4 separate regions of the Homo sapiens genome follow, and regions 1, 3 and 4 are each linked to region 2. A link is a contact called in ENCODE Hi-C or POLR2A ChIA-PET data. All regions are on one chromosome and are shown on one strand. Each heading gives the region's core, a stretch centred on a gene start or an enhancer-like site at or near the end of the contact. The rest is flanking DNA. Distances are from core to core; before and after follow the strand shown.

Region 1 (2,914 bases), core at 98-2,597, 670 kb before region 2:
GTGGAACTGCTAGGAAAGTGCTGCTTTTAGCAATCATATTATATATGCTGGTGGCTCAGTTTCAGCTTGTGGTCATCTAAGATCTTCTGACTTTTTTTTAAACCTTGGCAAGCCAGGGTCTTTCTATCTGAAATGTACATAATCGATTATTTTTAAAACCTTTAATGCAGGCCTTTAACATTTATCTCTTTCAAATAGTACCTTATTAGTGTAAGCCAAATTTTCCAAACATATTCTAAAGCTAATTTCATCATTGTTTGCTTTATAGTCCTGCCTAGGACCTTACTTTTTAAGATGCCTGGTTCTCTTCCTTAGAAACTAGGGATGGCGGTGTTCCTGTTACTATAATTTGTGCATGGAAAACTAGATTGAGCTCAATTTCATTCCTGGGAAACAACAACTTTCTTAGCTAAAATATAAACCCTAACTGGAAAGCAACTGACCAGAGGTTAAGAATTGCATTTTGAAATAGTAATTGACCACAAATCAAAAGACATGTACTATTTAATGTGCTTGATTGATTTCAAGCTTCCAAATCCTCAAAGCTAAAAACTGTCATCATAATGTACTTAGTTAATGGGTGACTGTATTTTTAGAAAAGCTTTTGACAAAAGGCTAGAAAAAGACTTAAATGCATAAACCAGGGTATTTTCTTGCCTGAGTATTCCATTAATTGAGATTTTATACTTAACACCTTTTTTTTAAGTTTTACAAAGGACCATGAAATTGTGATCCCTGTGAGGTAGATGGGCTATTTTTATTTCACTTCTAAGAAGATCAAGGTATAAGGTACCTATTTCCTCGGATGTTATGAACCCAAAGAATATAATGATGACATTTTGATTTTCCACCCAGGCCTTTTGCCATGACTTTCCCAGCACTCACGTCAGATATCTTCATTCACAATTTAAAAAGAAGAGTTATGTCTCAAGGAGAAAAATCTAGGTAGGAACAGATAGAAACAGTTTTACATAGAGCTCAGCTAATTGTGTGAAGTTGGTGGTCATGAAACTGTGGGACTCTGAATGTTGGTTACACCAAGGCGCAATGTGGGCAGAAGATGCTTCCTCCAGGCAGCTTGGGCAAACTGTTTAGTGCAACACCCTTGCTGTGTAGGCTTATTTTTAGCAGAAACAGGGACCTTGAACTCATCAGCTCATTTTGAGTTCAATATGAAATCTGAACCTAGACCCGAGAAGATGCCTACCTGTGTCCCCACCCGCCCCCTTGGTGTGCTGCCAGAAAATGTTTACTCAGAGCAGCAGCTGAAGTCTGTTTGGGAACCTGCAGCCTGTGTACATCCGACTAGTGACCAAGATGCTTGGGTGTGTGCTGACTCATTTAAGAACAACTGATTTAGAGAGCTGCTGGGGTGTGGGTGTTAGTGTGCTGTGGTTCATTTTCCAGCATGCTACCAGAAAAGCACTGGATGGAAGTGGCAAATGACAAAGTCAAAACACAGTTACTGTACTGTTCAGAATATAGACAGCAATTTCCTTTCTAAATCTGTCTTTTAGGATGCCCTAGTCATTAGCATCTGGATTTGGCAATATTTTAGAAATATTTAAATATAGCTATGTTTAATGAGCACTTACCACATGCTAGGCATTTTTCTAAATGTTTTACAGGCGTTAAATCATTTAGTTCTCATAGCCACACTCTGAGTTATCTGTTCTCATCTGTCATCATGGCCATCTTGCAGTTGGGGACAGCTGAGGCTTGGGGATATGTAATTAGCTTAAAGATACCAGAGTATCTGTGGCAGAGCATGATATAAATCTAGGTCTGACTCAATGTCAGACTCAATATGACTCAAGTCTATATTGTTAACCTGTTAAATGTTACTGAGGTTTTGGTGCTATTTAAATAGAAATAAATGGGTTGTGCTTAATGTTCAGTAAATACAATTTCTATACCACTTTCTGATTTTTTTTGTATATGGATATATATGAAATAGAAGTCAAGCGTTTGTCCATTTAATCTGAAAATGTGCACTCAATTGTGATTAGGTGTAGGAAGATGGTGCGACGATCTTTTTACACGTGATGGATTCTTAAGTCTTTTTAATTCTTTCAGGTGGCTGATCTCTGTTCAGGGATATGTCAAACAACCCTTCTTTCTCCAGCAGGCAAGAGGCAGGTCTGGGTGGGACACTCTGGGCTGGGCTGGGCCTAGCTTCTGGAAACACCCAGGGATCCCTTAAGTCATAGCCTAAGTCAGGGTCCTGGGGCCATTGAGAACTCTTCATGGTTAAGAAGGGGGGATACCTGAGGGTAAGTTAATTACTCCAATGGCATAAATCAGTGTTTCAGACATACATTTAATCATCTGTAACAACTTTTGTTGACCCTATCTTAAGGTCATTTGAATCTTTTTCCAGAAGCCTATTGCTCTTGGCAATCTGAGGGATGGGGCAGTTAGAGACAGAGGGCTTTGACCCATATGTCTCAGGCCTCATCAGCATGACTACAGAATAGAGACATTTATTTATTTATTTTGTAATTGCCTAAATTACGAAATTGTGTACTCCCCTCCTTTTCTTGCCCAAATGCTAAAAACTGGAACCCCCTACCTCAACTGCTCTCTCAGTATTCTGAGAGCTCTCAGTGTCAGGTTTCACTGTTCCTCCCTCCTCCACTCCCCAGGTCTCTGTCTTCCTCTGCGCTGTCATGACCTTCGGGGCTGGGCTGCTGTGATCATCCCTGCCACCTTCCAGAGACCACTCTCATACCCTCTGCTTGATCTCAGAAAATAGACCTCTGCCCTCCTGTTTTCCAGCTTGTCTGAACTGTATGTAGCACAGGCCCTTCCATAATTCCCCGTAATACAACTGAGGCCAACCACGTAAGTATAGGCATACTTTGTTTTATTGCGCTTCGCTTTCCTGTGTTTTGCAGATATTGTGGTTTTTACT
Region 2 (2,954 bases), core at 338-2,837:
GCAGTAGAAAAAAAGACAGGAGAGAGGGAAAAACATATGAAGCGGTTCTTAGGTAATTTCTAAGAAGGAAGCTGCAGCAGGAACTCTGGCTACATACCAGAGATCGCCCTCTTATTTCTTTCACTTAATAACATTAAACAGGAAAAGAAGGAATGGAAATTCAGGAACTTCAAGGTCCCACTAGGGCACTGAGGACCAGTGTAGAGGAGGACTCATCCTGCACCAGACCTATAGGCATGGATTATACCATGCCCATGGTGCCAATTAAGCTTTAAGAATCACACTTGCTAGCATTGGAGAGGTTAGGGGGTCGGGGAGAGGTGGTACCTAAAGAAGGAAAAAGACGACTATCTGTGTTAGGCCATTCTTGCATTGCTATAAAGAAATACCTGAGACTGGGTGATTTATTTAAAAAAAAAAAAAAAAAGAGGTTTAATTGGCTCACGATTCTGCAGGCTTTACAGGAAGCATGGTGCTGGCCTCTGCTCAGCTTCTAAGAGGTTTCAGGCAACTTACAATCATGATGGATGGTGAAGGGGGACCAGGCACATCATGTGGCAAAAGCAAGAGCAAGAGAGAGAGAGGGTGCGGGGAGGGGAAGTACCACATATTTCTAAACAATCAGATCTCGTGAGAACTCACTCACTATGGTAAAGATAGCACCATGCCATGAAGGATCCACCCCCATGACCCAAACACCCCCCGCCAGGCCCCACCTCCAGCACTGGGGATACAATTCAACATGAGATTTTGGCAGGGACAAGCATGCAAACTATATCACCATCTGGTAACATCCTATGGCTATGGAAGGGAAGGGAATAGGCAAAATTGGTGGTTGAATTTGGTTGACAACCAAAACTCAGTGGACAACCCCTTTTTGGTATCCCAGTGGTAGAAGCCACTTGGAGAAGGTTGGGAAGCTGAATCAGCCCAGGATCTGTGTGGTCTTCAGCCTTCCAGGAAGTAGATCATGCTGGACAAAAACTTCAGACCTCAACCCACAGGATCTAGAAAGGCCAGGATGGAAGAAGCCACAAGGAAAGGAGATACTTAGAGCTCAGTGGTGCTGGTTAGGGAGTCTTTAAGGACACTTGAGAGCCAGCACCTGTGCCCTCATCCTGGCTTCAGATTCTGTGGCCTAAGTGCTAAAGCCTCCCGCCCACTCCTACAGATGTGAATGAGAGTCAGGGAAAAACTGGGGGTGGGTATGGGAGTCCGATGAGAGAAGAGCACATCAAACCCAGGGTATCTGTGAGAGGGAGCTGGATCCATAGGGCCTGCTCTGCATCTGCAAGTCCAGATGTAATGGCAACACACTTGGGCAGTTACCATCGCTACCTATGTGCAGAAGGCTACACAAACAGGAAGAGGAAATATTCAAGCACTGGCTCGTTCATTTTAACTCGAGAGTGTCTAAAACAGATCCCCAACAGCACGGAAAGTTTCAGTTTTGTAGTCAAGCAGATAAAGATGTGGCTAAGGAGAGTATTCTAAGGCAGATGCCAAGTGTATGCCCTCTGTGAGTGCAATGTGCATTGCCCATGGGCCTAGAGCATTCTAGAATAGATATGCAAAATACATGACCACTTAGGGAAAGTTGAGATGAGTCACTCTTTCTAAGAGTAACCGTTTAAAACATCACACTTAGTATCTCTGAGCCCCACAGCACATGCACTGTGAAGAATAAAAATTCAGATAACATTTAGACTTGCATGAACAATTGTTTTTTTTAAATAGACACCAAAGGAAACTCGAACCCAAATTCTAGATTCAGAATGCCCAACACTGCTTACCAGAGACAATGGATTTTGGTTTAGGTTTTAAAGAGTGATAAGTATCAGATTCAGATGCTAAGAGGTAAAAGGAGAAGACAGTTTTGCTGCTCACTCAGTGGGTTTTCTCAGTTTTAGACAAAGGTCACAAGGGATCTTGGGGGCTCCAGACACTATCGAGTAATTGGTAAAAAGGATGATCATGATATCAAATACCTGGAGTGCTAATTTCTTTAGAAACCAAATTATATAAGACCTTTGAGGCATGTGAACGTTCATCCCCAGTTCAGAACTGCCTGGAAGAAGCAGAGTTGACATTGTTCATTTTTAAATACTGTGCAAGTTCTGCTAGATGGCTAGCATCATAATGGGGTAAGAGCAGATCCTGAGTAGATCTTCCCTAGCACTCCTTAGCTGTTTCCCATGAACCTTAGAGAATCAAAGACCTATAGGCTTAGTGGATACTAAGAGAGATTTGAAGATAAACATGCCATTAAGGCAAAGCCCTTCTCTGACCTGACCCAAGCATGTCAGGCCAGAGACAGTAAGAAAAGGCACCAGAAAAGGCATTCCATGGATAAGAGAGAAGCCAGGGCCCTCCACCCTTTTGAACATTTTGAAAACTGAAAAGGGAAGGCCTGTAAGCAGATGCTCAGGGCCTTCATGATCTCTTTCAGCCAGGTTCTTGCACTAGTATCAGCTGATCAAGTCCTTTCCCTCAGTTTAAACCATGGACTACCGTACTGAGGGCTTAGGAGCTGTGCTTTCTGACATAGCAGGAAGATATCGGGAAGGTAGCTAAATTCTACTGGCAGAAGCTTAAACTATGTGAGATCTAATATCAATATCCTGTTTACAGATCAGAGCCATTGGCACATAATTAGGCAGTGAGACACCAATTCTAGGAGGTGTGTATACAAGGTGGAGGGGTGATCCACAGAAGCCTCCCCTCTGTGCTCTCCAGAGCCAAGCAAGACATGACAGGGAAGTAGAGGGTGGTCGTTTCGGTTATACAGATGCTGCACCTCTTGAAGGAGTCAGAGGCATGTGAGATTCCCAGGGTCCTAAGGGATCTGAGTTCCTTTATGCCAGAAAGCTTGGGCTTTCCAAGGTAAGGCCAATGGTAGCTCTCACTTATGTGGCTCCGGTAAACCTAACTGCTCCAGCCAGGAGGGACAAGAT
Region 3 (2,921 bases), core at 163-2,662, 920 kb before region 2:
TTTGGGTCGGTCCATTTGCATTCTGATTCACTGTGTCCTGAGTGGCTTAATGCTGTTTCCAGCCTGCTCTCTTCTCTGTAAATTCCTCCTTTCTCAGTGGTATGGGATGGATTTTTCTGCCCTCATATTCTCCTAAACCTTGCCTGATCTTTTTAAAACTGATTTTTCCGCATCCTGTTTGCCTTTAATTGAGATTTAGCCATGCCCAGGCCTGTCTGGTGACCCGAGGGGAGATTTGTGCCTGGGGCTTGGAGCTGAGAATGTGGAGAAGGCACCATGAGGCTGCTCCCCAGACCAGCCTGTGGACTAGGTTTGTGCTCAGCAGAGAGGGGTCTGCAGGCGGAAGCTGAAGGTGCTGATTTTTACAAGAAACTCCCTGAGACAAAGATTCACAAGCAACATTGCTCAGGGTAAACCCAGACATTGTTAGTTGCTTCTAGAGCTAGTGCTTACAGAGTCCTAACACTTGACCTGAACTGGCTCAGCTCGGTCTTTCCACAGTGTTAGGGGAAAGGGATACTTTCTCCACAGAAGAGAGTTTTTCTGTCCCCAGAGCTGTAGTTTGGGGGATTTCTTAAACCGCTTCCTGGGCAAGAAAACAGAATGCCTACGAAGGGCTGGGCTGAGAAGCTGCTCCAAATGGCTATTTCTGTAGCTGGGTTGCTAGAACATAAATAAGAAGCGTGTTTGTGAACACACGAGATGCCCTTGGATGCTCCCAAATACAAGCATGGGAGAAAAGATTGCAAAGGTCTCCATTTATGTGGTTGGCAGAACACATTACTGAAATGTGTGCTGTTATTTTAGCGTAAGCTCATTTGTACTCACTGGCTGGCCAGATCAGGCGAAGTTTGAGTTACATTTGTAAGTGTACATAGGTACATATGAAATCGATACTGAAAGCCCTGTTCTAGAAACAGTGATACCCAACCCAGCCAACCCAGTCACAAACACCATGGCACGCATAGGTATCTGTTTACAGGTGCCACATTTAGTATGGCTATGAGTCATCAAACCTGTAATTACTTCGCAAAGTTTCCTAAACCACTCTTGTCAGTAAATAGCAGTATGGCATGCGGCTCTACTTCTTCAAATGAGGGAGGGAGTACAGTTAGCTGAATCTTAATTCATAGATGGTCTATCTTATTTCCTAGAATGTGTAACTAGGACTTTGTCATTTTGTTTACTTCTGTATCTGCAGCGCCTAGAACAGTGCCTCCTACACAGTGGGTGCTTAATATTGGTGAATAGATAAATGAATGAATGAACGCTTGGATTTTATGTATGAGTTGGAGGCCATCTCTCTTCTCTCTTCCCACTCAGTTGCTGTTACATCTGCCAACTTCTGCTTTTACTTGAGTCCCTGGCCTATGGAAAATTACACCCTCTCAGTGTAGACTGTGGGCAGAACCTGGGACATTATAGGTCAGCACGTGGGTGTGAGTTCTTGTACAGACACAGAGGCCTCTGGCTTAGCAAGTCCCAAAGGCTCTGAGGGACTTTCAGGCAGAACACTATAAGGCTCATCTTCCTTAAACCATGTTTTTTTTTTCCCATTATGAAAATAACACATGGTCATTAAACAAAGTTTGGAAATGCTAGAAAATATGAAGGTAGAAAAACTACCCACAGTCCGCCGGGCGTGGTGGCTCACACCTGTAATCCCAGCACTTTGGGAGGCCGAGGCGGGCGGATCATGAGGTCAGGAGATCGAGACCATCCTGGCTAGTACGGTGAAACCCCGTCTCTACTACAAAAAAAAAAAATACAAAAAAATTAGCTGGGCGTGGTGGCGGGCGCCTGTAGTCCCAGCTACTCGGGAGGCTGAGGCAGGAGAATGGCGTGAACCTGGGAGGCGGAGCTTGCAGTGAGCGGAGATCTCGCCACTGCACTCCAGCCTGGGCGATAGAGCGAGACTCCGTCTCAAAAAAAAAAAAAAAAAGAAAAAAACAAAAGAAAAACTACCCACAGTCCCTTTACCCAAACACAAATCCACCCTTCTCTTTCTCCTGGATTATCACATAGCTTTAAACCTGCACCATTCTCTCCAGCCTTGCATCCAATCCAGTCACGGTGCCAGGAAGAGATCTTTCTAAAGCACAGATCTGAAAACACTTCAAAGGCTTCCTGTTGCCTTTAGTGTCCAAACTGCTCCACAGGATTGGTTCTGCTTATGTCTTCAGCTTCCTAGCCCCACCCCGACCCCCCATAATATTACGCTTGTGCCAAATGGAATTTCCCTCAATTCTTCAAACAAGCTGCACCTTCTCAGGTTCACTCTGCTTGGAAACCTCGCGACCTTTCTTGGGTCTATTCTTTCTCTCTTTTACTCTGTTTCCTTGTCTGTGTTCATCTGTTTTTTCATACATTTTCTCTTTGATTCAGCATTTAGATAGTATTTCCCCTAAAAAACTTTTCCTGACTGTCCTTCCCCTTTTCTCTACCAAATCTGAGTTTGGAGGTCCTCTTGTGTGCTTCAAAAACCCATACATTTCTCTTGTCATGTAGCTCATCATGCAGTATTTTAGTGCTTCTTTGTGACGGCATCTTTCTAACCTCAGTGCTTAGCCCAGTGCCTGGCTCATGGCACACAGCTCAATAAAGAGTGGTCAAAGAGAATTTAGATTGACCATTATTTATATTTTAAAAATATTTTCTTTATTAAAATTTGTTTTTAATTGACAAAAATGGTATTTTTTATGGTGTGCTAGAAACATCTCCTCTTAATTTTGCTTTAATCACTTTTTTTTTTTTTGAGACAGAGTCTCACTCTGTCGCCCAGGCTGGAGTGCAGTGGCGTGATCCCAGATCACTGCAACCTCTGCCTCCAGGGATAAGCAATTCTCCTGCCTCAGCCTCCCGAGTAGCTGGGATTACAGGCAAGTACCACCACGCCTGGCTAATTTTTGTATTTTTAGTAC
Region 4 (3,098 bases), core at 108-2,607, 540 kb before region 2:
TGGCCAACATAGGGAAACCCCATCTCTACTAAAAATACAAAAAATTAGCTGGGCATGGTGACAGGCACCTGTAATCCCAGCCATTGGGAGGCTGAGGCAGGAGAATCACTTGAAGTCAGGAGGCGGAGGTTGCAGTGAGCTGAGATCGCGCCACTGCACTCCAGCCCGGTCGACAGTGCGAGACTCCATCTCAAAAAAAAAAAAAGTATTAATGTATTTCAAACCCTTAGGTGTATAAAGTTTCCTTTAAAAAAGGATTAGAAAGCTTCTATTGGTCATATAAGATGTTCAGATGTTTCTATTTTTGTTACTACAAGCAAAACAAAGCTAATCGCTCTTAACTTTGTTCCCTTAATTCACTGCCAAAGGTGAGCTCAGAGAGGATTTATATGGACCAGTTCTGACCATTGTAGGTTAAAGACATTTCTTTGAATTTCAGCTGAGAAACATTCTCCCATGCAGCCCTTTTACCAGTTAAGTTGAATAAGCTTGACTTTGTAGATATTGTTTTTAGTTTCATTTCAGAAAAAAAGAACATTAAGAAGTCAATTTAATAAGCAAAATTATTTACGTGATTTAACTTAATTTGGCAATATGGCTGGGAAAATACAGAACAAAACAAAAGCAAATGTAAGAATACATACTTGGAACTGAACCAGTAGTGTTAGCAGTAATTATGCAATTAGTAGTTTTAATTACAATTAAAAAATCACCCTAAATTATCCAAGACCTATGATATGTGACATGGCACTCACCACCTTGAACAACTTCTCTGAATTCATTTTAAAACTGAGTACGGCGCCCATGGCATTTTCTTCCCAACTCATCCACCTGTGACCATGTTAAGAAGAAATTCCCTAGAATAGTTCAATCAAAGCTTACTGTGAACACTCTCACAACTTAATCAATGTTCTACATGTTCATTTCAAGGTTATTCTGAGATCTCAGGAAGGGTTTGTGAGCTTCCTGAAATAGAAGAAGTCTCAGAGGAATTCATCCCCCTGAGCTCAGTGGAGACATTCCAGCCATGCGGGTCTCCTTCCTCCTCTCCACCCCAGCCTTCCTCCTTCTTCTTCCTCCCTCACAGCAGAGATATGACAAACACCACCCACTTACAGTTGGTTCTCCTAATTCCACCCACAGGAGCTAAAAACCTAAAGAAAACACATTTATTTGTTTAAAAATGTAATTTACAAACAGCATTTTCATGAAAAATGTTCTCACCCTCGTTGTGCTAGTTCGTTGTATCTTTTTCTTCCAGGCTTATTCCTTCCCAAATGACTACAGTTTTTGCTGGCATTTCTCTGAAGGTATACTTGAGATCTCTTTAAGAGTCAGAAAAGCTACCTGAAATTGCAGGCAGCTTCCTGTTGGGCTCACGTTTTGCAGAATCCACGCTTGGTGTGCAGAAGGTGGGCAAGGTGTTTGAAAAAACAGGAAGCACCTGTGAATGTGTGAATTTATTTCTGGAAGCAGAAGGCTCCCTCTGAGATGGCTCTAGATGCTTCCTGCTGTTCCACCTATGAGCATTTTGCAAGGCCTTTCAGTACTTTGGGGCTATGAACAGGCTTCCGAATGGCAGGATTATTTGGAAAATCTGGGACACGGTGGGAATTCTGTTTTTTTAATGCAACTTTTCTGTTTTTTTCATGCAACTTTTTTCATGCAACTTTCTTTTTGGGGGATATTGGTTGATATGCGTGGAAATGAAGGTAGACTTTTAATTGCAATGGGGAAGTTAAAACCAAATGAGAATTAGAGATGTATGTAGCTTTATAAGTGATTTTGCTTTCATAAGATCATGTTTGTACTCATTGATTCCTTTACTCAGTAAACAGTATTGAGTGCAAGGCACTGAGATACTCCCTAGGAATCCACCGGAGACAAAACAGTGGTTGTGTGAAGTTTCAGTCCCCTGTTTCAGTCCCAAAATCACCTACAAGAAAGTGTTGTATTTCAAATTTGCATTTTTATATTTGCATGTGTCTGTATGATTTAGTGATGTGTTTAATTGAAATGCTACTGAAATAAGTCTCCTCCTCTGTATGAGGTACTCTAAACTACTGTTGGTGGCTGGCTATTCCAGCTTGGGCAGCCCCTGCCTGCCTTTTCAGGTCATGCATTTGGTGACATTAGTGGCTAATTAGGTTAATCCTGTTCCTTGACTGGAGAGACCACAGCTAATTGCTATCCTGTAAATACACTCTTGGCTGTAGATAAACTGGACTGCAACATGTGTCTGGATTCTTGAAGACCTATTACCAGTCTTTGAGGAAAAAGTGTCAACAGCTTCTGTTCTACAGTTTTCAGTAGCTTTATTTTCATATCTGAGCAAAATCTGGCACAGAGTAAAGAATACAGCTCCCTCCCTCTTTTATATGTGTGTGGCCTCAACAGGTCACGTTGCAGCCAGTTTGAAAATCTCCAAGTAAACAGTGCTGATTTGTTGGTAGACTACGCTGGAGAAAATGCAGAGGGGCTGGGGAGAAAGAAACCTGGGTCTAAAGTTTAGCTCTGCCACTTACTAGCTATGTGAACTTGGGCAAGTCATTTAGCATTTCTCCAAGACCACCTTTTTTTCATGTGAATGGAAATAATTCTCATACTTACCCAAGCAAGTATCATGAGGACAAATTATATAAAGTTTATAGAACATTATATAATATACATCCCCAGGTTCTAGAGATGGATTAGGGTTTGAGCCAAGAGGCATGGGTTTGATCTTGGAAAGGTCATCCTGGCCCTCTGTGCCCAAGACACCTCTAGCATAAAGATTGAACATGTCCTGTATTGGGCTCCTACGGATTTACTGAGCACCCATATATGGTAGTCACTGAGCCAGAGACTATTGACACAGATAGAAGTGTCGGGTTCCTGTCCTCAACACAAATGAGGTTCCTCTATTTTATATCCGTTATTGGAAAAGGAGAGGGAAGATTTTCTAAGGTTAGAATGAAATCCTAAAGTAATTAACTGACTGCCAATCATTGTTAAAGGGCACTTTCCATATTGTGTTATCAAGAGCACTGGCAGGCACGGGCAGACCAAGGCCTTGACTGGCTCTTCCACTTCTTAGATGGGTGACTTGGGGCAAGATA

What was found. A loop is a pair of places that touch in the nucleus more often than their neighbours do. ChIA-PET counts read pairs that join two places held with the same protein, here RNA polymerase II (POLR2A). Pooled maps may share reads with other maps.
Region 1: a loop to region 2 is called in a map with no recorded cell type, with 15 times the contacts of the local background. The contact joins two enhancer-like sites. A Hi-C loop is called at or near these places in 5 of 37 single-sample maps with no recorded cell type and 8 of 50 pooled maps.
Region 3: a loop to region 2 is called in a map with no recorded cell type, with 28 times the contacts of the local background. The contact joins two enhancer-like sites. A Hi-C loop is called at or near these places in 3 of 37 single-sample maps with no recorded cell type and 3 of 50 pooled maps.
Region 4: a map with no recorded cell type shows a loop between it and region 2 (11-fold over the local background). The contact joins the promoter of IFNG-AS1 here to the enhancer-like site in region 2. A Hi-C loop is called at or near these places in 1 of 168 maps with a recorded cell type or tissue (left cardiac atrium), 14 of 37 single-sample maps with no recorded cell type and 5 of 50 pooled maps. POLR2A ChIA-PET finds 5 or more read pairs at or near these places in 4 of 52 experiments (A673, BJ, OCI-LY7 and 1 more).

Annotation. Positions count from the first base shown.
Region 1 is chr12:68,118,289-68,121,202 of GRCh38, reverse strand. No RefSeq gene overlaps it. Among named protein-coding and RNA genes, the nearest start is that of IFNG, 40 kb to the left of the region's middle. Within about 2 kb of position 1,347, at least 2 of the 41 ENCODE cell types and tissues checked have a DNase peak (open chromatin) inside an H3K27ac peak, as active enhancers do.
Region 2 is chr12:67,448,309-67,451,262 of GRCh38, reverse strand. The region is part of intron 3 of LOC105369812 (a long non-coding RNA gene); the gene reads right to left. Among named protein-coding and RNA genes, the nearest start is that of LINC02420, 7.2 kb to the right of the region's middle. RefSeq lists a silencer at 2,703-2,887. Within about 2 kb of position 1,587, at least 4 of the 41 ENCODE cell types and tissues checked have a DNase peak (open chromatin) inside an H3K27ac peak, as active enhancers do.
Region 3 is chr12:68,372,447-68,375,367 of GRCh38, reverse strand. No RefSeq gene overlaps it. Among named protein-coding and RNA genes, the nearest start is that of MDM1, 42 kb to the right of the region's middle. RefSeq lists an enhancer at 1,079-1,208. Within about 2 kb of position 1,412, at least 4 of the 41 ENCODE cell types and tissues checked have a DNase peak (open chromatin) inside an H3K27ac peak, as active enhancers do.
Region 4 is chr12:67,987,706-67,990,803 of GRCh38, reverse strand. IFNG-AS1 (IFNG regulatory antisense RNA 1) reads right to left here and starts at 1,357. Exons shown (of 4, transcript NR_104125.3): 1 at 1,225-1,357.